Linked DNA regions of Homo sapiens: all the other regions are linked to region 1. Evidence: chromatin contacts called from ENCODE Hi-C or POLR2A ChIA-PET data. All regions are on one chromosome and are shown on one strand. The core of a region is the stretch at or near the end of the contact, and the rest is flanking DNA. Distances in the headings are between cores, read along the strand shown. Region 1 overlaps FNDC3B (fibronectin type III domain containing 3B). Region 2 overlaps TNIK (TRAF2 and NCK interacting kinase). Region 3 overlaps TNIK (TRAF2 and NCK interacting kinase). Region 4 has its middle 21 kb from the start of TNIK. Region 5 overlaps NCEH1 (neutral cholesterol ester hydrolase 1).

The links. A loop is a pair of places that touch in the nucleus more often than their neighbours do. ChIA-PET counts read pairs that join two places held with the same protein, here RNA polymerase II (POLR2A). Pooled maps may share reads with other maps.
Region 2: a loop to region 1 is called in a map of naive thymus-derived CD4-positive, alpha-beta T cell, with 2.7 times the contacts of the local background. The contact joins two enhancer-like sites. A Hi-C loop is called at or near these places in 1 of 168 maps with a recorded cell type or tissue (naive thymus-derived CD4-positive, alpha-beta T cell), 4 of 37 single-sample maps with no recorded cell type and 9 of 50 pooled maps.
Region 3: a pooled map shows a loop between it and region 1 (5-fold over the local background). The contact joins two enhancer-like sites. A Hi-C loop is called at or near these places in 1 of 168 maps with a recorded cell type or tissue (HepG2), 3 of 37 single-sample maps with no recorded cell type and 8 of 50 pooled maps. POLR2A ChIA-PET finds 5 or more read pairs at or near these places in 2 of 52 experiments (activated T-cell and naive thymus-derived CD4-positive, alpha-beta T cell).
Region 4: a loop to region 1 is called in a pooled map, with 3 times the contacts of the local background. The contact joins two enhancer-like sites. A Hi-C loop is called at or near these places in 5 of 50 pooled maps. POLR2A ChIA-PET finds 5 or more read pairs at or near these places in 2 of 52 experiments (BJ and activated naive CD4-positive, alpha-beta T cell).
Region 5: a pooled map shows a loop between it and region 1 (4-fold over the local background). The contact joins two enhancer-like sites. A Hi-C loop is called at or near these places in 2 of 50 pooled maps. POLR2A ChIA-PET finds 5 or more read pairs at or near these places in 2 of 52 experiments (T-cell and activated naive CD8-positive, alpha-beta T cell).

Annotation. Positions count from the first base shown.
Region 1 is chr3:172,107,406-172,111,512 of GRCh38, reverse strand. The region is part of intron 1 of FNDC3B (fibronectin type III domain containing 3B); the gene reads right to left. Among named protein-coding and RNA genes, the nearest start is that of FNDC3B, 70 kb to the right of the region's middle. Within about 2 kb of position 2,857, at least 4 of the 41 ENCODE cell types and tissues checked have a DNase peak (open chromatin) inside an H3K27ac peak, as active enhancers do.
Region 2 is chr3:171,253,733-171,257,839 of GRCh38, reverse strand. All of the region lies in intron 2 of TNIK (TRAF2 and NCK interacting kinase), which reads left to right. Among named protein-coding and RNA genes, the nearest start is that of MIR569, 150 kb to the right of the region's middle. RefSeq lists enhancers at 812-861, 2,003-2,052. Within about 2 kb of position 2,444, at least 6 of the 41 ENCODE cell types and tissues checked have a DNase peak (open chromatin) inside an H3K27ac peak, as active enhancers do.
Region 3 is chr3:171,281,169-171,285,275 of GRCh38, reverse strand. The region is part of intron 2 of TNIK (TRAF2 and NCK interacting kinase); the gene reads left to right. Among named protein-coding and RNA genes, the nearest start is that of MIR569, 180 kb to the right of the region's middle. Within about 2 kb of position 1,697, at least 13 of the 41 ENCODE cell types and tissues checked have a DNase peak (open chromatin) inside an H3K27ac peak, as active enhancers do.
Region 4 is chr3:171,478,983-171,483,089 of GRCh38, reverse strand. No RefSeq gene overlaps it. Among named protein-coding and RNA genes, the nearest start is that of TNIK, 21 kb to the right of the region's middle. Within about 2 kb of position 2,394, at least 4 of the 41 ENCODE cell types and tissues checked have a DNase peak (open chromatin) inside an H3K27ac peak, as active enhancers do.
Region 5 is chr3:172,633,369-172,637,475 of GRCh38, reverse strand. It overlaps NCEH1 (neutral cholesterol ester hydrolase 1), which reads left to right. Exons shown (of 5, transcript NM_020792.6): 4 at 1,389-1,560; 5 at 3,384-4,107. The coding sequence ends at 4,001. Among named protein-coding and RNA genes, the nearest start is that of LINC02068, 40 kb to the right of the region's middle. Within about 2 kb of position 1,760, at least 4 of the 41 ENCODE cell types and tissues checked have a DNase peak (open chromatin) inside an H3K27ac peak, as active enhancers do.

The sequences.
Region 1 (4,107 bases), core at 1,608-4,107:
ATTTGGAGAAACTAATTATTTTAAGCACCAAAAAATGAAGTCTTATCCCAACTAGAAAAGCAAATTCTATAATAACAGGTCTTATAATTCGGTGTTAATAGTACCATCATGCTGTTTTATGAGGCAATTACTCAGTTCCTAAGCAAATAAAAGTACCAAGCCCAAAGCCTGATAGTTTATCCTCATGAAAGAAAACAGATTCTTTTACAATTAAAATTAAGATAATCCCTGTTGACACTATCATGACTTAATTGTTTGAACTATGAACAGGTCAAATGATGGAGAAGAAATCTAATGTCTATTTCAATTTCATTCCTAATATACTTTATCTTACTAATAATGCATAAGAGAAAAATGGCTATTTTCTCAAATTGATGACATTACACAGGCCTATCTTTTTTTTTTTTTTTTTTTTTAATGGAGTCTCACTCTGTTGCCCAGGCTGGAGTGCAGTGGCATGATCTCAGCTCGCTGCAACCTCCACCTCCCAGGTTCAAGCGATTCTCCTGCCTCAACCTCCTAAGTAGCTGGGATTACAGGCACGCACCACTATGCCCGCCTAATTTTCATATTTTTAGTAGAGACAGGGTTTCGCCATGTTGGCCAGGCCAGTCTTGAACTCCTGACATGACCTCAGGTGATCCACCTACCTCGGCCTCCCAAAGTGCTAAGTATGATGTCTTATTTAATGTTTCTTCAAAATCGCAGGTTGGATTAACAGGGTGGTTATTTACATTAGGGGGTCTGAGTATAAGGATCTAAGGGTGGAGAAGCAATTTCACCTTTTCTTCCCTCCTCCTTGGGCACTTGCTATTGAGGCTGTGGTGCAGACTGTGGCTCTGTTGTCTTCTCTGCATCCCCTCTGCTACATTAGCGAGTGCCAAAGCCCTCTCCTGCTTGGCATAGCTCTGACATCTTACAGGTGAGCCTAAGGATAGAACCTCTTCTCTCTTATCCAACAAGGCAAGAGGAGTAAACCCATTTCAGGGCCTCACTCTAGGTCCCTTCAGCCTCCATAGGTCCTTCTATTAGGCCAGCGTACAGTAAATAATGATACAGGTTTAGAGAGTTCAAATGGGAGGGAGATGAGGGTCCTTAGGACCTGCTTTGGGCTGAAGCTGTCTATACTCCATGTGGTCCAACCCATCTAACCAAAGTTTTGAACACTTGGATTTGCAGCTCAAATCCAAATAATGGTGCTACTTTGTTCCTATTTCTCATTGTTTCTTGTGTGAGTCCTGTGAGGGAATGGGGAGGTTGAACTGAGTAAGAGAAGACAGTTGTGATCTGGTACAATATTTAGGCATTCCTGGTCTCCTGTCTCTAGTACCGAAGAATGTCTGAACACCAACAACACATCTAACACTAACAACTCTAACCTTCTGGTAGGCATTGTGTTAACTAACAGGACCGCTGTCAATGAGACATAGCAATCCAACCCCGCTAAATAGCACCCTTAAGCACAGGTGTCAAGTCCTAAGCAGGGCATTAACTCCAGGTTCTGCAAGTGTGGGATAAGGTAGATGGATCCCCCAGACCCAGGCCCACAAAGGCCTTACAGAAGTAGGATAGAAGAGTATGGGGACTGACACAGATGTGCAAAACCATCTCTTTTCATAAGGCATTTTACCCCCCAAATAAACCAAAGAAGTCCACTGGCACAAGGAGATCATTATATTTGCTTTTGAAAACTTCATAGACAACTTTAGGTGAGATGCCTGAATCTTTTTCTCTACTACGTGATGGACTTTCCACCTCATACAGTGTTCAGTGGTTACTAGAAATGACTGGGAAGGGATGGAGGAAGGGGAGACAGGGAGGCTGTATGTACAAACACTCCTGAGAAAGATCAAGTGGGAACATATGAACATCATACACTCCTAAGTTTCAATTCAACCACCCAACAGTCACACCGTTGATCATGGAGAAAACAGAAGAAATAATAAAAGTGAATAAAGGCCACTGTGAGCCCAGCAGTCTCACTTAGCCATAACCAGTATTGCTGATCTTTTCCCTCAGCCACCAGCTTGCTAGAATCCAAGGCCTTCGGCCGGGCGCGGGGCTCACGCCTGTAATCCCAGCACTTTGGGAGGCCGAGGCGGGCGGATCACGAGGTCAGGAGATCGAGACCATCCCGGCTAAAACGGTGAAACCCCGTCTCTACTAAAAATACAAAAAAATTAGCCGGGCGCAGTGGCGGGCGCCTGTAGTCCCAGCTACTTGGGAGGCTGAGGCAGGAGAATGGCGTGAACCCGGGAGGCGGAGCTTGCAGGGAGCCGAGATCCCACCACTGCACTCCAGCCTGGGTGACAGAGCAAGACTCCGTCTCAAAAAAAAAAAAAAAAAAAGAATCCAAGGCCTTCTTTGTAATCCCTAACAGTTTCACCAGAGATAAACCAGACTTCATCCTGACAAGAATATAAGGTAACAGATTCAGCTAGATGGGGCCTACATGCAGCCAACGATGTTTAAATCCCCATTTCTGTGCTCCATGCACACACAGAGAGTACTTTTATTTGCCTAGAATGCAAGAGACATACAAAGAAATGAATTATTTCGAGGCAAGGAACTGCCCAACTACTTAAAAGCCAACTGCCTGCCAAGCTGTCCCTTAAAATGATCATAAAATAGAAATGACTTAGTCTATGCTCCATAGAAAACAGACTAGAGAAAAGGCAAGGAGGAAAAGCATAAAAGCATGAAAACATAAAACTTAGCGTTCACAGTAGTATCTTTTTGGTTATTCCCCAGGCATGAAAAGGGAAACGTAGTGAGTGTTCCCAGTAGAAAGTCACAGATTCAGGTTGTGAAGTGGGGAAACCACATTGCAAAACCATCAACAGTTAAAGCAGGTTAAGTCAGGCCAGGAGGCCTGGGAAGGCTTGTCATGAGCAGTCATCACTCTATAGTCACAGCAACCCAAAAGTGAACCTCCTCTGTTTTAACCAGTAACTGAGACAAAACTACACGTGGACTTAACTCTCAACAGGGTGGCTCAACTCAGCTGTGAGGAGACCTCAGGAATACCTACCTGATGAAAGCCGACAAGGCTTTTCAATGGAATTAAAAGAGGAAGCAATGGATGTGGAAGGCTTTCATCCATACAGTTAACTTTAAGAACTAAAGCTTACTCTATTTGTTTGTAATGATTGCGAATGGAAATTACACATGTTCTTCATTAAAGAGCAGGCTGGCCACAGCTTTTTTCTTAGGGATTTCAGGACAGTTTATAAGAATACTGTATTCAGTCATAAGGTGATGGATGAGGATGTTACTGAAACATTTTGACCTTACATATACAGAGCTATTATCACCCCACCTCTACTTTTTTTTTTTCTTTTTTTTGAGACAGAGTCTCACTCTGTTGCCCAGGATGGAGTGCAGTGGCGTGATCTCAGCTCACCACAAACTCCGCCTCCTGGGTTCAAGCTATTCTCCTGCCTCAGCCTCCCGAGTAGCTGGGACTACAGGCACGTGCCACCATGCCCAACTATTTTTTGTATTTTTAGTAGAGACGGGGTTTCACTATGTTGACCAAGCTGGTCTCGAACTCCTGACCTTGTGATCCGCCCGCCTCGGCCTCCCAATAAGTTCTTATGCTTAATTTTAATGTTTTTTTTTCTTTCTCTTTTCTTCATTAACCACACTCCCTCCAGTCTCAGGGCCTTTTCCTAAATTTGCTGTCTTAAATTTTCTTTGGGCTGAGCGGCCAGATTGTCAGTTACATACACACACAGAGAGGAGTCCCTGAGTACAGTTTCAGAAGTTCCTCGTGCGCTTTGTGCAGTCTTCCTTTTCACCACCAGCTGATCATCAGCTGTGAAGGTAGCTGAGCAGGCCAGATGTGTGATCTCTGGATAACCGCACTGTAACTCATTTTCATCTTAGTCAAAAAGTCTCAGTAGAAACCACCCTGACTAACACTCATCTTCTTGGTCTGGGTTCCTTCTTTCCTAGACAGATGTGTATCTGAGCTGGCCAAATCTATCACAGGACTCAGGCATTTTGGTCAAGGCTGTACCACATCCACACTGTCCCCCAACACACCACGGAGATGTGATCATGAATCCATTCTTGAAATCAACTACCCTTTACAAATGAAGAAAT
Region 2 (4,107 bases), core at 1,195-3,694, 850 kb after region 1:
CATCCCCACGGGCAGTGTAATGCCATCAGAATCTGAGCTGGGATGAAAAAGTAGCCTGCTCTCCAGAAAGTCACATCAAGTGTGGCTTAGTTTATGGCAAAGATGAATGGGGTGTTGATGTCCCAAGAGAAGGGGATCTTGGCGGACAGTGCTTTTGGCTCTTTGTTGCTGGTGGGAACCCCAGCTAGGCTTTGAAAGTGGCATGGGTTCTCAAGTACCTGACATGTTCTTCATGCTTTTATTGACGTTAGAATGTTGTTTTCCATTCTGAGAAGCCAGATCACAAGGACAGAGTGCTGTGATGAGCATAAATACTATCAAACAAGGTCTACAGCAACAGCAATAGTTATTATGTCATGAACATCTGCTTTGTATTTCACAAAGACTCTGTCCCAGTTCCTATCTGAGATGGGGAGATGTTATTCTCAGATGAGGTGACTGAAGCTGAGAGTGGTTAAAGTGTCAGGGTCACATGTCTGGTAGGGTTAGAGCTGAAATTTGGACTCCTGTAATGCTAAGTAAATTTGCATGCTGCCATGATGGCCAGTTACATGGAATCATTTAAACCTCTTTTTACATTAAGCCTGTGGAAAATGAATTCCCAGTTCTAGAGTACCGCCTGCCCTGGTTCTACAGCATGGTTCCTTGCTTCTTCTAAGTCTCTAGGACCTTGGCAGAGTAGCATACAGTGGTGAGCAGTCTTCTTTTGAGATGAAATGGGCCCAGGGCTGCCTCCTTCATGACTTCATTGTTCCTCTCTCGGCCTGTTTCTGTGCAGCCGCTTGTCATGTCAGTTCCACTTTAAAACCAGAGTAAACAGTTCTTAATAGGTGCTTTTTAAGTTTAAAGAAAGATGGAAAGGATGTTCAGACCTAGGGAAGTAGACCTGTCTCTCAGCAGGTGAGTTATTCTGCTCCTGATGTTTTTATACCAAACTGAAAATATACAGTCACACACTCACCCCTGGGGAAGTGCAGAGGACTCTCTTCATGGGGGGCCAGTGTTACTCTTCTGTCCTGAGTGAGCATTCAGTTTATTTTGATCCCTGGCCTCAAACTCAAATACCCTACTGCAGTCAAAAAGAAACTCCCAAGTCAGAATGGGGATGGTCAGAATTCATCCATTCCTGCCAGTGGTAATAAATGGCTTCTCTTTTGGGTCAGTAGGAAGTAAATTGGATGACTCCTCAGCTAGTCACCCTTTGTAAAGTTCTTTCTGACCTTGAAGCTTAGAGGAAATTGGCTGGAGGGCAAAACAGTATTTCCTAAAGTGTTTATGAAGTAGCTCCCCATGATTCTTCATGGCCAGCACTCTGTCCTTTGTATCTGTGGCTTTGTTTTTTAGTGTTCATGAAGTATTGGAGAAAAGAGTTCCCCAGGCATCTCGTTTGGTTAAGAAGATTGCATCTCCCCATTGGGACATCCTGGCTATTTCCCAGCAAAATGCTCTGCCTCCCTCGACTGTACCACATAAGCTAATTAACCTCTTTATCGATTCTCTTTCTCCTTATTTTAATTTCAGCTGGTATTTCTCTAGGCCCTGGGCCTTGGGAATTGTAGACTCATTTGTTGAACTTCTGGCAGTGTGAAAATTTCTAATAGTTTGCTTTCTGTTCCCATGCATAGTGAAGTAGGCATCAAAGAAAATAATTGATGAAAAAAAACAAGGCTTGGAAAAACCCCGAAACAACAGCCATGCTCAAAAGAGGGAAGAGGACCATTGGGTACTTATTTTTTTTTTCCTTGTTGGGAGCTGTTTTCCTTCTTTTCCCTCTGTGTGGCAAAGTAGTAAATGGTCGTCTTATTAGCTGCTCAGAATACTTTATTCTATAATTCTATATGTTTCTGTGGTTCTATACAACTGCCTTCCTTTGAGTTCCTCCTGGAGAACTAGACCCCTTCCCCCATCACCACTAAGCCATACCCACAATCAATATAAATCCAAGGAGATGGGATGAATTTCAAAACCATAGAGGGCCTAGAAAGTAGAGAAACTGTTGTGGCATTTACGGCTCTTCAATGTCCTTCCAAACAGAAGAATGTTTCTGAAACACTGAGCAGCAGCCACACCTGGGGTCTCTAAAGGCACTCCAGGATATGAACCATGACACCTGATAATGTGCAACAAAATGAGCTTTGTTCTTTTGGGCCTGTGGCACAAAACATTCCTTTGCCCGTGTTCAGGCACCTCAGCTTGAATTCATTTTGTTTACTGACTAATCAGACAACTTTGTATTTATTCTCTGCTGCTTTTGAAGAGGTGGTATAGTGGATAAGTACTTAGGCTACCTTTTTTGGAAATTTGCCTCTGCAAGATGCTTTAAAATCTGTTGATGAGCAGGTGATGTCTAGGTAGTGAATAGAAAAATCGCTTTAGCTTATATCCGGAGTTTGCAAAACAGGAAACTTTCAAAATGATTTGTAGTTTGATTCTGAAACCATCTTAGCTCTAGCTAAGATGGTTGTAACCAGACAGCATTTGTCACCCAGGGAGCTTTAGAAAAATCTACTGTTTCCTCATGGGGAGTAGAGGGATAGATTTTCAAGAATCTTTTTGGTTCATTTGAATGTGGGATTTTCCATAACCTAAAGTAATGATTAATAGTTTCTCTGCTCATATCAGGTTTTGTTGGCCAGATGTTTCTTTCAAGAACTTCAATCCTTTATTGTCTAAATTGAATCAGCATCAGATAAAACATATTGCAACCTCAAAGTCCATTGCAATCCAGCAAAATAAGATGTGGTTATGAACCAAAATTAGAGGAAGAGGCTAGGATGGCACTGAAAATTCTAAGTGATTTTCAGATATGTTAAAAATGGCTTTCTCAAAATTTTGAATCTTTGGAAAAGCCATATGATTAATCTACATGCTAAATCCCTTTTTATTTTACTTCTCAGAACACAATTCCCAAAGCCATTACCATACTCCAAATTATAACGTTTATCTTGCTTATTCAAAAACTGTGAAAAATCAGATCATATTTTCTGAAAATAGCTTTTCTGTACTTATATTTTGCATATCACTTCTGATTATGAAATTGAATTAAAGGAACGAGTCGCTATTGTGTTATCTGCCCACAGATTATTGCAAAATGATAGATAAATGCTGTACTACTAGGATTTCCATTTAGCCCTTATATGTTAGCTGTAAAGGGAGGGATAGACACATGTATCTGTATTAGTAGTTGGGAGTCTTCATCCAGTAATGGAAATTGGATCAGTAATGATCATTGTTTTCTGCCCCAAAGAGAGGCTTATAGGATTATTAATATGAATACTACAAAACATCTGGGTGATGCTTGTATCTAACAGTTTATCTTGGTGATGTATATCCAGAAACTGAATTTACAGTTGCAGGCAGGAAATCTGGGTTTATATTTGAGACTCTGCTTTATATGGGGAAGGGTGAGCAAATATTAAAACTCTAAAAACTGCATTCTCCACTGCTCTAGGTAAAGCCTAAAATTCTGTAAATTAGTTGATCATTCCTTCATCTTGTAGCAGCCTGATAGAGGAAGAGTGTGGTGTGGTCTTTGGGGTCCGAAGAATTTGGAGAATGGTCCTTAAGAAAATCAAATTATCTTTTTAAGACTATTTGGGGTTTTATTCTGTAAAATGTCTTTAGTAATAGACACGCTACATTAAGATCAATATAAATGAGGTATGGAAGGTCTTTGTTCTGTTGTTCCACAAGTACTGGAAGTTACTATTTTCTTGCTAAAATAAACATTCTTAAGAAAAAAGGAAATTTAATATTAATCATTTGCACTTTGGGATGAATTAAGAATTTAAGAGCAGATATTAAAAACACTAAATGTAAAGAGGGCTTTAAATGGCTGGTTGTCTGAGTCATGTCCAGAAAAATGGATCCTGAAAGACACACTTCATAATTTTGCTAGTTGTGTGTTTTTATTTAAACTCTTGAAGGACAGCTAGTTACATTCTTTGTTTTATTGATTTCTCTGGAAGTTTTAATATGTAGAATAAAGACATTTCCTGCTGTTTTCCAACCTTCAAGAATGAATTTTTAACTTAATTTTGTGAGTTTTGCTCTTTAAGGGAAAGAGTGGCTAGATTTGTTTGATCAGAGTTTCCCTTGGGGAGGGTA
Region 3 (4,107 bases), core at 448-2,947, 830 kb after region 1:
GTAGAAATGATACATTATCAACAATTTATTTATTTATTAACAATTTATAAAGAAAACAGTTTTATCAAAAAATTATCAGCTTGAATTTTATGAATGAAGACAGATGATTCCTGTCCATGGAAAATAAATAGTCTGTATCCTTTAAATAATTTAAGGCACATTTCTTGCTAATATTCTGGGTCCACCTATGTCTTGCATTGAAAAAGTATTTACCTAATATCTTAAAGCAGGGCTATGATAACTTAGTTCTCAAGGAAAGAAGGTTTTAAAAATAATTTTCTCTGCTCTCCATTTCTCTTACTGTAAGCATGTGGCAAAGTCTTGGCATCTGCTCAGAATAAATTTTCTGCTTCCTTTCTGTCTTTTAGTCAGCGCACGCTTTCTCTGAGTTCTCCCCCTTACTCCTTCCCTGCTTTAGTAATCTACAGGAAACCAGACCTTACTAATTTGAGTGCTTGCTCTTAGAATTACTTATTACTGTATTAATACATATTTGCTAGAGTTTGTGGAGGATTTGTATTGCTCTAGGTGCTAATAAAAATGTGTAAAAGACAGGCCCCTTAAATAATGTGCAATTTTGAGGGAAACAACAAAGGCAAAAGGATTTCTTTGGGACTGGCTATTTGCAATAAATTGCTCATTTGATTTTATTTTTTATTTTTTTTTTAGCATGCAGGAGGTTTATTAAGAAATGCAATGACGGCAGGATTGGCCAGAGAGAGAAGTCAAGACATGATGCATTCTCAATGGAATGCCTCAGCTGACCATGTGGGGAGTTCTAAAGACGGACTGATGATTCAGAGTGCCCCATGTTGATTTATCAGTAATTTGTTTTGAGCTGCCCTGGAAAGCGGGTGTGAAGTTGGTTGAGAAGGCCCCAGATTTCTCATTTTAAAATGCTGCATGTGAGAGGACATTTTTCACAAAGAACTACTAAATTAAAAAATTGGGGAATAGAACCCTACTATGAACGGAGTGTGTTTCTTCTATTCAGGCACATATTTTTGCCTAATATCCAGATGCTGTTTCCAAAGCTATTTTTTCATGAAATTGTGTTGCTCTAGAATGCTCAATGGTTCTCAAATTTTAGTGTGCATCAGAATCTTAACAATGAGGGGCTAAGACACAAATTCCTGCCCTCCTCCCTGCCGCCCCCCTCCAGAGTTTCAGATTCATAGGTCTCGGTTGGGTCTGAGAATTTGCATTCCCAAGCAAGTTAACAGGTGATGCTGATGTTTCTCAGGGGATAACGGGCAAATGGTGAAACCCAGAAAGTTTTGTTTCTAGATATGAGATCCCATTGTCTTTGCCAATGAAGCTGTGCTGTAACTCCATCTTAACAAGTAACCCCAAATTATACCCACCTGAAAGACCTTTGTGGGTTGTGGAAAACCTGGAAGATGGCTGAGAGACAGTACCCTCGAAGTAGTTCTGAGGAGATTGTTCTGCTTGTATTCCCATGCAGCGCCATCACTGCCTGACTTCCTTATGTGTGTCTGATTTGAGGCAGTTCTCTAGGAACCAGTTCCTGGTGCTGCAGTGCCACTGGCAGCTTCCCAGGGCTTCCAGAACCCTAGTGGCATGGTGGGAACTCCTGTTCCTCACCCGACCTCTCCACAGCCCTGGACCTGTAAGGTTTCTTCCAGGCTACATGGAATTAGATTTCCACTTTTCCTTGGTTCACAGGGGGCAGGAGCCAGGTTGGAACGGCTGCCAAGGAGACTGTCTTTTTTCAGAGCCCTTAACTGGCAGTCAGCAAGACCGAACTCCTCTGCTCCTTGGTGAATGGTGATGCTGATTATTTGGAAGCTTTAGCACCAAAGTTTGAAATTCCCCTAAGTGAATGGTTTTGGCGATCCCCTTCCTTTAGTTATACTATTGGCTTTCTCTCATGTTCATTTAGGTTGCCAAATCTTCTGTATAATCCTCATCCCCCATCAAAAGAGAAAAAAGAAAAAAGAAAAAGAGTAGTTCTATTTTTGTGGAAAAAGAGGAAAGAATCCAGGAAACATTTCAGAGAACTGTATGTTTTCTTAGTTCCTTCTCTCCAGACACGAAATCCAAGGAGTATTTGGTCAGTTGCTAACATTACATGAGGGGCTTTTTTTTTTTTTTAAAGTAGGTATAAAATTTAACTTCTCTGCCCACCTCCTGACAAGAAACTGTGGAAAATATCCAGTTTACACAATTTGAATAAAATTATTCCTTGATAAAGGTCACGTTTTCTTATTCATAAGAATCTTCACAGGAAGATAGCATGGAAAGGGACTAATAGGTGCCCAGGTTCCACTCTGATTGTGCAGAGAATATAAGGCGGGCCCAGGCTGTAAGGAGCCCTCCTACATCATTCTGCTGGTAGAATTAACAGCAGCAATTGCCCAGGTCTGTTGTAAGATTAGGATTCTGCCCACCCTCTGGAGCTGCCACCATTCTGCCTTCTCTTTCTTAGAGTTTTGTATTCTAAGTTTTTACTTTGAATCTTGAGAATAGAAAATAGTTTTCAGTCTCTTGAGATTTTACATAGTTTGTCCATGAGCTTCAGAAATGAGTTCAGTGTAACTGCTTAGATACCTCGATTTATCTTTTTCAGTTTCATTTGTTATTTTTAAAATGCTTTAAGATACGATTAAGAGGCCGGGCGTGGTGGCTCATGCCTGTAATCCCAGCACTTTGGGAGGCCGAGGCAGGTGGATCACCTAAGGCCAGGAGTTCGGGACCAGCCTGGCCAACATGGCGAAACCCCGTCTTTACTAAAAATACAAAAAAATTAGCTGGGCGTGGTGTCAGGCACCCATAATTGCAGCTACTCAGGAGGCTGAGGCAGGAGAAGTGCTTGAACCCAGGAGTTGGAGGTTGCAGTGAGCTGAGATCGCGCCATTGTACTCCAGCCTGGGCAACAAGAGCGAAACTCCATCTCAAAAAAAAAAAAAAAAACAAAAAACCATTAAGAGAATCTGCAGATAGTTCCTTTGGCAGAAATGTTGGTTAAAAAAAATCTTCTGGCTGTGCACCAAGTCAGTGACCTATAAATACTCTGTGCTGGCTCTTCTTTCTCCTCTTTGTGATTCGCTGGGATACAGATCTTGGACTAATGCCTTGAAGAAAATGTTATTTTGATGATAAGCAAATATTTCAATTGATTCTAGAATTGAAGACACTGATTGTGGACTGGATGATTTCTTCTAGCCCAAAATTCATTCTCTAGATTAACCTCAAGTCTGCTGTAAGTGGGGGAGAGGATGCCAGTTCACATTATCACAGTTACCATTATTATTATTATTTTTTGGCCAAAATCAACCTTCATTTCTTAGTGTACATTTCTATAGTTACTAATTCAGTCAGGCTCAACTGGGTTCTCTGCTTCAATGCTCATAAGGCTAACTCAAGGCATCAGCCAGACTGGGCTTTTTTTCTGGAAGCTCAAGTAAAAAATCCACTTCCAAAGCTCATTCAAATGGTTGGGAAAATTTATTGTCTTGTCATCACAGTTTAAAGATTGTACTCTACAAGGGTAGCAAACACTATCCTCGTTGACCTTCAGGGTTGGGACTGTGTGACTTGTTTATATATGTGTATATTTGTGTGAGAGAGAGCAAAATAATGTATACTTGGTACGGTTTAGTGTTAACTGTTGGGATATCAGAAATATAAATAATACTTAAAGTGTACTGCCCATTCCTTGTGGAAGAAGCACCTGTAAGCACTGTATGTACAGTGTATTCCTTTATTTAATCCTCACAAAAGTCCTATGTGGTAGATTCTATTACTATCCCCATTTGTAGATTAAGAAACTGAGACTTAAATAAGATAAATAGCTTGCTCATGATTTCACAGCTGATAAATAGCAGCACCAGAATTGAACTAACCTCTGTCTTGAAAACAAAGTTCTTATATACTGTGCTACCCTGAGGAAACTTCTAGTTGAAAAATTGTGGTCTCATATGGTCAAAGCTTGTTGACTGTGTAATGCCATTTCTCTTCCTCACCAACTTTAAGGTTTTTTATATGAGAAAGGGCATGGGAGGCTGTCACCGACCTTTCTTCTCTTCTATTACAATGCTTTACCTTCAGACTGCCATTTTTTTTTTTGAGGCCAAAGAGAAATAG
Region 4 (4,107 bases), core at 1,145-3,644, 630 kb after region 1:
TGATAACAAGTGTTGGTAAGAATATGGGGAAACTGGAACCCTCATGTATTGCTGGTAGGAATGCAAAACAGTACAGCCACTTTAGTAAAAAGGTTGGCAGTTTCTTAAAAAGTTAAAGTTCCCATATGACCCAGCAATTCCACTCTGAGTAAGAAGATTGTATACATATCTTTATATAAAAACTTTTAACATAAATGTTTATAGCAATGTTATTCATAATAGGCAGAAAGTAAAAACAACTCGAATGTCCATCATCTGATTAATGGATAAACAAAATGTGATAAATCTGTACAATAGAATATTATTCAGCCACAAAAGGATTGAAGTACTGATACATGCTGTGACATGGATGGATCTTGAAAACATAATGTTAAGTGAAAGAAGCCAGTCACAAAAGGTCACATATTATATGATTCTATTTATATGAAATGCTCAGAATAGGCAAATAATCTTTTTTTTTTTTTTTTTTGAGACAGAGTCTCACTCTGTTGCCCAGGCTGGAGTGCAGTGACGCGATCTTGGCTCACTGCAACCTCCACTTCCCAGGTTCAAGTGATTCTCCTTAGGCAAATTCATAATCTTATGCATAAACATTCTGTACTTGGAGACAGAAAATAGATTAGTGGTTGCCTGGGGCTAGGAGTGGGAATGGGTTTTAGGATAAGACATCCCCAGATTCAACATTACAGGCTCTGATACGTTGGGCAATGTATTGAAAAACTCTTGACCTCAGTTTCCTCAACTATATAGTGGAAATAATAATACCAACCAACTGTGGAGATTAAATTGAGCATGTAAATAAGGAGTCTGATAGAAGAGACACATTTAGAAAATGGTAATTATTATTACTTCTGCTACTACTACTATTATTATTATTATGAACAAAGAACACAGGGTGAGGACCAATGCAGCATAAGAGACACAAAGGCTGAAACACACGCCGGGCGTGGTGGCTCAAGCCTGTAATCCCAGCACACTGGGAGGCCGAGGTGGGCGGATCACCTGAGGTTGGGAGTTAGAGACCAGCCTGACCAACATGGAGAAACCCTGTCTCTACTAAAAATACAAAAAATTAGCCAGGCGTGGTGGCGCATGCCTGTAATCCCAGCTACTCGGGAGGCTGAGGCAGGAGAATCACTAGAACCCAGGAGGTGGAGGTTGTGGTGAGCCGGGATCGCACCATTGTGCTCCAGCCTGGGCAACAAGAGCGAAACTCTGTCTCAAAAAACAAACAAACAAACAAACAAACAAAAAAACCACACACTAGAAAGTGGGCACAGAATCGTTGTGGAGAGATTGTCTGTGTTAATAATTTGATCATTCTAAGGCATTGAGGACTGTTTAAATTCAATTCCAGCTATCAACGAGGTAAAATGTGTTTTAAAAATAAATATGGAGAAAAATAGAAATTTTCATGGAGAAGTGAGGGGAGCAGATCACTTCTCAAAGACTGTAGAGAGACTTTACAGACCTCACGGGTAGAATCTCAGCCTTAGAATTAGGAATTATAGCAACAGCTAACTTGGCTAACCATCCCCCTGGGCCAGTACTCTTACAGACATTATCTCATTTATTCCACTTGATAATACCATGAGATAAATGCTATTATATCCCCGTTTTTCTAAATAAGAAAATAAATACTTCGAAGACTTAAGTAACCTTCCCAAAGTCATACGGCTGGAAAGGGGCTGCCTCAATCCCAAGCATGTGGTCTGCCAAGAAAGGGAGGTGCTGGCAAGGAGGAAGGAATGACAACCAAGAGGAATCTTGAAGAGGAAAGGGGTAACCTGTGGTCATTCCATTTAGATGGCCTCATCCAAGACTGTGACCTTCACACCTCCCAGCTGCATTCCCAATGTGTTCCCTGTGTACCCAACTCCAGGGGCACCATTCACAGATAGTACACTGTGAGTAGCGGCAAAGCAGCTGCCTGCTGCCATCATGTCATCATAGGTAGCAAAGTGGCTTATGAAAAGAAGATTGCAAGGTAAGTGTGTGTAGTGGGTACTGGGACAAAAAGAAAAATTGGAAAGGGATTCTGGGGAATGTGATAAGGAGTGAACTAGAAATAAATGAAGGATCAGGTGGCAGCACTCCACTGAGGTCAGGAACAGGGAAAGATACAGGGTTCGCTTCATCAGGAAGGGAAGGAAAAGGGAACTTTGGTTTAGAGACTTTAGGAGAGATACAAAGCATCCCTTAACAGTTCTAGGACTCTTAGAACAGGGAGAGAGAGGGCTGGGAGTTCTGTGTGAGAAGGGACTGAGAAGGTGGAAGGAAGAAAGCCACAGAAAAACCGTGCCCACTGCATAGTTTCACCAGACTATTTCTGAGCTTTTTTGTTGTTGTTGTAGATGGTGAGGTGGAAAAGAAAACAGGTTAGTGATTGGTCCTTTTACTTAAAAAAGAAATACTCAGGAAGTTTTGATGACTCAGTAATGAAAGTGATAATGTTTTTGAAGTGTGAAGCATGTAAGATGAATTTTTTTGTAGTTGTTTTTTGTTTAAATTGGAAATGGGGCTATTTTTCCACCTATGAAAGATATATTTCAATTATGGAAGATGATATTTCTACCCACAAGTCAGTTTGGCAACAATGCATTGGATTTCACCTTTGATTTTGTTTTTTTGGGTTTTTTGAGACCATGTTTCGCTCCTGTCACCCAGGCTGGAGTGCAATGGTGTGATTTCAGCTCACTGCAACCACCGCCTCCTGGGTTCAAGAGATTCTCCTGCCTCAGCCTCCCGAGTACCTGGGATTACAGGCACCCGCCACCACGCCTGGCTAATTTTTTGTATTCTTAGTGGAGACGGGTTTCACTATGTTGGCCAGGCTGGTCACAAATTCCTGACCTCAGGTGATCCACCCACCTCAACCTCCCAAAGTGCTAGGTTTACAGGCGTGAGCCACCGCGCCTGGCCCTTGCCTTTGATTTTGGATGGCCAGGCTCTAAATGTTTCAACCGACCTCTGGTGGTTATTCTCCTGGTATGCCCACTACAGTATAGATGTGCAGTCTCCACCAACTCACCAAATGACTGACTGACAGACAGGACCAGTCTCAAAACCCTATATTAAGGTTTAGTCCCCAGCTAAAGTTATAATAATATTTTTAAATTACGGTAAACCCAATAACCATATCTGAAATTTCTCAGAAATTCTAAAATAGCTTTTAAAAAGATCTTAAAATGGAAGATGAATCAATTCAAATACATTTGAGAAGACCTATTCACGGTGGCTTAAAATCCAATATTTGCATTCATGGTGAAATTCTTAAGCACTTTTCTGATGAACGTTAATGGGATTAAAGCTTGTTCTGGAAATCATTTACTGACCTATCCAACTGACTACTAGTCAAGGATTGAGTGAACTTTAGACGTTCTGTCTTTTTCAATCTGTCCTATATTGAGTATCTTACCAGTCTCTTTTTCTATAAAATAAAGCAGTGAATATTTGAATGAACTTGTTAGGGGCCTTTTTTCTTGCATGATATAAAAGCATTGTGGTAATAAAACTTCCATATATGTTCATAATTAAATGATCAGAAAAGTTTTCTTAAATAGCACGTAACAAAAATAATAATGATTCTTTAAATATCATCTAATACCAGGTCATATTTGTATTTGTTGCTGTATTCAGGTTATCACTAAGCTTACTAAAATTCAGGAATCACAGGCCTCTGTTATACAGAAACTCAATAAGGTAATAACAAGCTTTGGCTCTTTTCCTAAAATAGGAAAATCAACATCCATGATAAAGGCAAGAACGTCTTAATCCATGAGCTCTAAACTTTTTTTTTTTTTTTTTGAGACAGAGTCTCCCTCTTGTCGCCCAGGTCAGAGTGCAGTGGCACGATCTCAGCTCCACCTCCCGGGTTCAAGTGATTCTCCTCCCTCAGCCTCCCAAGTAGCTGAGATTTCAGGCACCCACCAACACATCCAGCTAATTTTTGTATTTCTAGTAGAGACAGGGTTTCACCATGTTGGCCAGGCTGGTCTCGAACTCCTGACCTCAGATGATCCACCGGCCTCAGCCTCCCAAAGTGCTGGAATTACAGGCATGAGCCACCACGCCTGGCCCACGAGCTGTAAAGTTTTCTTAGTTTTG
Region 5 (4,107 bases), core at 511-3,010, 530 kb before region 1:
CAGCCCAACTAGCTGGATTTTAGACTGTGGAAAATAAATGTCTTTATTTAGAGTAGCTTAGAAAAAATTAGTTTGTGAAAATAAGTATGCTAATTATAAGATGGAAATCAAAAGTCTTGAGTCTTCATTGGCTGTTATTAATTTTTAATTAGGTAATTAGTTTTTATCCTACCTAATTTTGGTCTGTTTTTGAGTTTTTGCAAATCAAGTAACTTTTGTATGCCTTAGTTTCTTCGTTTGCAAAATGAAGGTATGTTAATACTCAAAAAAGATTTATTGGATGGATGATTATGTGCCCCTCACATTGGCAGATACTGGAAGCACAGTTATGAATAAAACACAGTTCCTGATATCAGAGAACACAATCTTTAGGAAAAACATATGATAATTTTCATATGAGCCAATAAGAACAGTGAGTGACGTACCCTGGCACATAGAAATATCAAGGAATGGTAGCCAGTTCAAGCCCAAAAGCAAGTGGAGATATGACCAAGGAAGGCTGCCCAGAGGAGGCCAAACCCTCCAGTTAAGGCTTAAAGGATGAGTGAGAATTAATAAGCAAAAGAGGGGAGTAGAGAGTGAGAGGGAACTCTAAACCAAGATTGCCAATGTAGATGTGTAAGATAACACTATGGGTGAGGCATTTGACAAAACCAGAGCTTTCTGGGAATCTTAAGGGGATATGAATTCTACTAGGTGTACAGAGTAGGATTCCAAAGGACTCTGATCTTGCGAAGTGGGGCCAGTTGGAGAAGCCCCAGAAGTATCCCCGAGGGCCTGCTCTAGGCCGTCTGGAAAACTTAGCTTCCCTTTTGTGAGTTAACAACCGGCCTTTTAGTTACAGTCTTCCAGGTATTGAATGCATTTCTTGGGTTTAATGTCAGGCTAATATGGACCTCTCCAGTGAAGTACAGTTTTATTATATGAAGTAAATGATGGACTCATTAAATGTGAGATCAATGAAGTGGTTAATCCTGCCAAGTCACCTCGTAACCCAGAGGCATTATGAATGGAATGCTGACTTCCAGAAATAAAATTCTAAAATCTATTACGGTGCTATCCATGTCTTTGTAATGAACATTCGCCTTTTACTTGTTAGTTTTATTTTGGTTGTTCTTGGTGGTAAGTAGGTTTGGTTTGGTGGCTGATAGTTTAAAGAAAAATAGTACTATTACTAATACAAAATCATCACATTTTAAACTAAGTATTTGATTTGCAAGAAAATGGTTTATTTTTATATTTTATTATTTTTTCTTTTTCATACAATAATTCCATTGAATTAATTTCTTATCTATTTCCAGATTTAAAAGAACCAGTTTCCATCTAAACTTTAAATGTCCCCCAAAATTGGAGAAGGCCTTAAATGAATACAACTTTTGTTTTTACAGATACAGGCTAGTTCCAAAGGTTTATTTTCCTGAGCAAATTCATGATGTTGTACGGGCCACAAAGTATTTCCTGAAGCCAGAAGTCTTACAGAAGTATATGGTTGATCCAGGCAGAATTTGCATTTCTGGTGACAGTGCTGGTGGAAATCTGGCTGCTGCCCTTGGACAACAGGTAACACCACTGTCCTAAGGTGCTGGTGGGTTAAGCGGTGCATGACAAGGTCTAGCAGACCAACACACCCTCCATTATGTGTGGCAAATGCATAGCTGGGTGGGCCGGTCACTAGATGGCCAAATTGTTCATGTGATTACACTTGTAGAGCTCTCAGAGATCTCGTTGAAGTAGGAAGATGAGTCATTGGAGGAAGTATCACCTATGAGTCTTTGTAAAGTCCCTGATTACAGTCAGTGTTAGAGAAGGGCTGACATCCCTTGCTTCTCAGGGCTATGTATGGAACTCCAGTATCCCCTGCTCCTTTTTCATGTTTGACTTGCAAATCGGAGTATTTTTGCTTAAATTCCAGTTCCTAAGATTGTTCCTTACAACTTTGAGCCAAATTAAAACCTTAAAATTTGTTTCCCCAACTTTTTTTTAATGTAAAAGAAAGAAATTAAACGATTCAGCCATTTAAATATTATCTTACAAGTTACTATGAGCTTTACCTGGTTTAATTCTTTGAAAACTATATCTAGCTTCTAATAGCACCCCAATTTTTTTGGCAAGTGGGAAAAAGCACATTTTCTTCCTGTTATGGATGAAGTAACTTAAGACATCTTTGTCTTCTCACCTCCAAATTTCATTTGGTGTCCTCAAATACCATCTGTCATTCTAATTATGATGTACCTTGGCTTCTAACTCTTTTGCTATAATTCAAGAACTTGATTTTCCATTTGGCATTGGCAAGTTTTCCATCCAAATATGGTCAGAAGAGAGTCTTGGCTCAGTGGAGAGAACATTCTTGGCTTTGAAGCCAGACAGCACTGGGATCTAACCCAGGACCCACCGTTGAGTGCTGCGGGGCCCTGGATAAGTCCCTTAACCTCTCTGAGCCTCAGAAAAACGAGGACAGTGTCATCTGATTGCAGGGCTGTTGCAAGGACTTAGTGAGGTGATGTGTATACAATTTTTGGCACATATTCAAAGTGCTATTTACTGACCATTCTTGCTTTTGGAGAGCAGTCATATCTCACCTGGGAATGGGTTTCTAAAGTCCAAGTATGAAGCAGAAGTGTATGGCTAAAGTTACCTTGAAGATCATTTAGTTGTCTATGAAGCTTCATGACTAGTTAGCTTTCTTTTAGATGTTACACGACAAATATATAATTTTGCACACTAGAATTACAAAATGGGGCAATGTTAACACTGTGGGGAGGTGTTGGGGGACTGAGATCTGTTGAGGTAGGGGATTCATTCACATTCCCATGACAACTTCACTCTGGCATATGCTCATTATGTAGAATGGAGGGTGCATTGCCAGAACTATTTAAATTCTGTCTCACCAAGCGTGAAGATGCTCACCAGAAAGCATACCCTGAGGTCCTACTTAAACACTCAGGAGTCTCATAATCTGCTTATTAAGTTTTTTCTGCCCCTCTCTTCTGGAAGAATAAGACTAATTTTTTTCCCCCTAGGAAGCCATGACCTTTTTGGGGGTTTTGTAGGGAATAAAAAATTAAATAAGGTTCACACATTATCCATTCATAATACCTAGGTGTCTTAACTGCCTAAAGATAGATACAAGTACAGGGTTCACTCAAAACTGAGTTGTAAACATCATACCTTTCTTAGTTAAATATCTAGCAGCTTGATAGGGTGGTGATGGTAATGATGGAGAATTATTTTTTAAACTTTATTATTTATACAGTGCCTGGTAGAAATGTAACACTTATACCATTGACAGATTCAGAGTAACACATGAAGCTACTCTACAGGGTATGGTTCCTATAAAAGAAGGCATGCAAAATGAAATAATGTATTTGCTTCCTCTTCTCTAGTTTACTCAAGATGCCAGCCTAAAAAATAAGCTCAAACTACAAGCTTTAATTTATCCAGTTCTTCAAGCTTTAGATTTTAACACACCATCTTATCAGCAAAATGTGAACACCCCAATCCTGCCCCGCTATGTCATGGTGAAGTATTGGGTGGACTACTTCAAAGGCAACTATGACTTTGTGCAGGCAATGATCGTTAACAATCACACTTCACTTGATGTGGAAGAGGCTGCTGCTGTCAGGGCCCGTCTAAACTGGACATCCCTCTTGCCTGCATCCTTCACAAAGAACTACAAGCCTGTTGTACAGACCACAGGCAATGCCAGGATTGTCCAGGAGCTTCCTCAGTTGCTGGATGCCCGCTCCGCCCCACTCATTGCAGACCAGGCAGTGCTGCAGCTCCTCCCAAAGACCTACATTCTGACGTGTGAGCATGATGTCCTCAGAGACGATGGCATCATGTATGCCAAGCGTTTGGAGAGTGCCGGTGTGGAGGTGACCCTGGATCACTTTGAGGATGGCTTTCACGGATGTATGATTTTCACTAGCTGGCCCACCAACTTCTCAGTGGGAATCCGGACTAGGAATAGTTACATCAAGTGGCTAGATCAAAACCTGTAAAGGAGCAAAACTTCCAGAAGCCTCGAGCCCCTCTTGACCTCCTACACCTGCTTTGGAAAGACATGCACTTTTTAGTTGACTAATTCTTCCTCCCATTCCCCTCTAC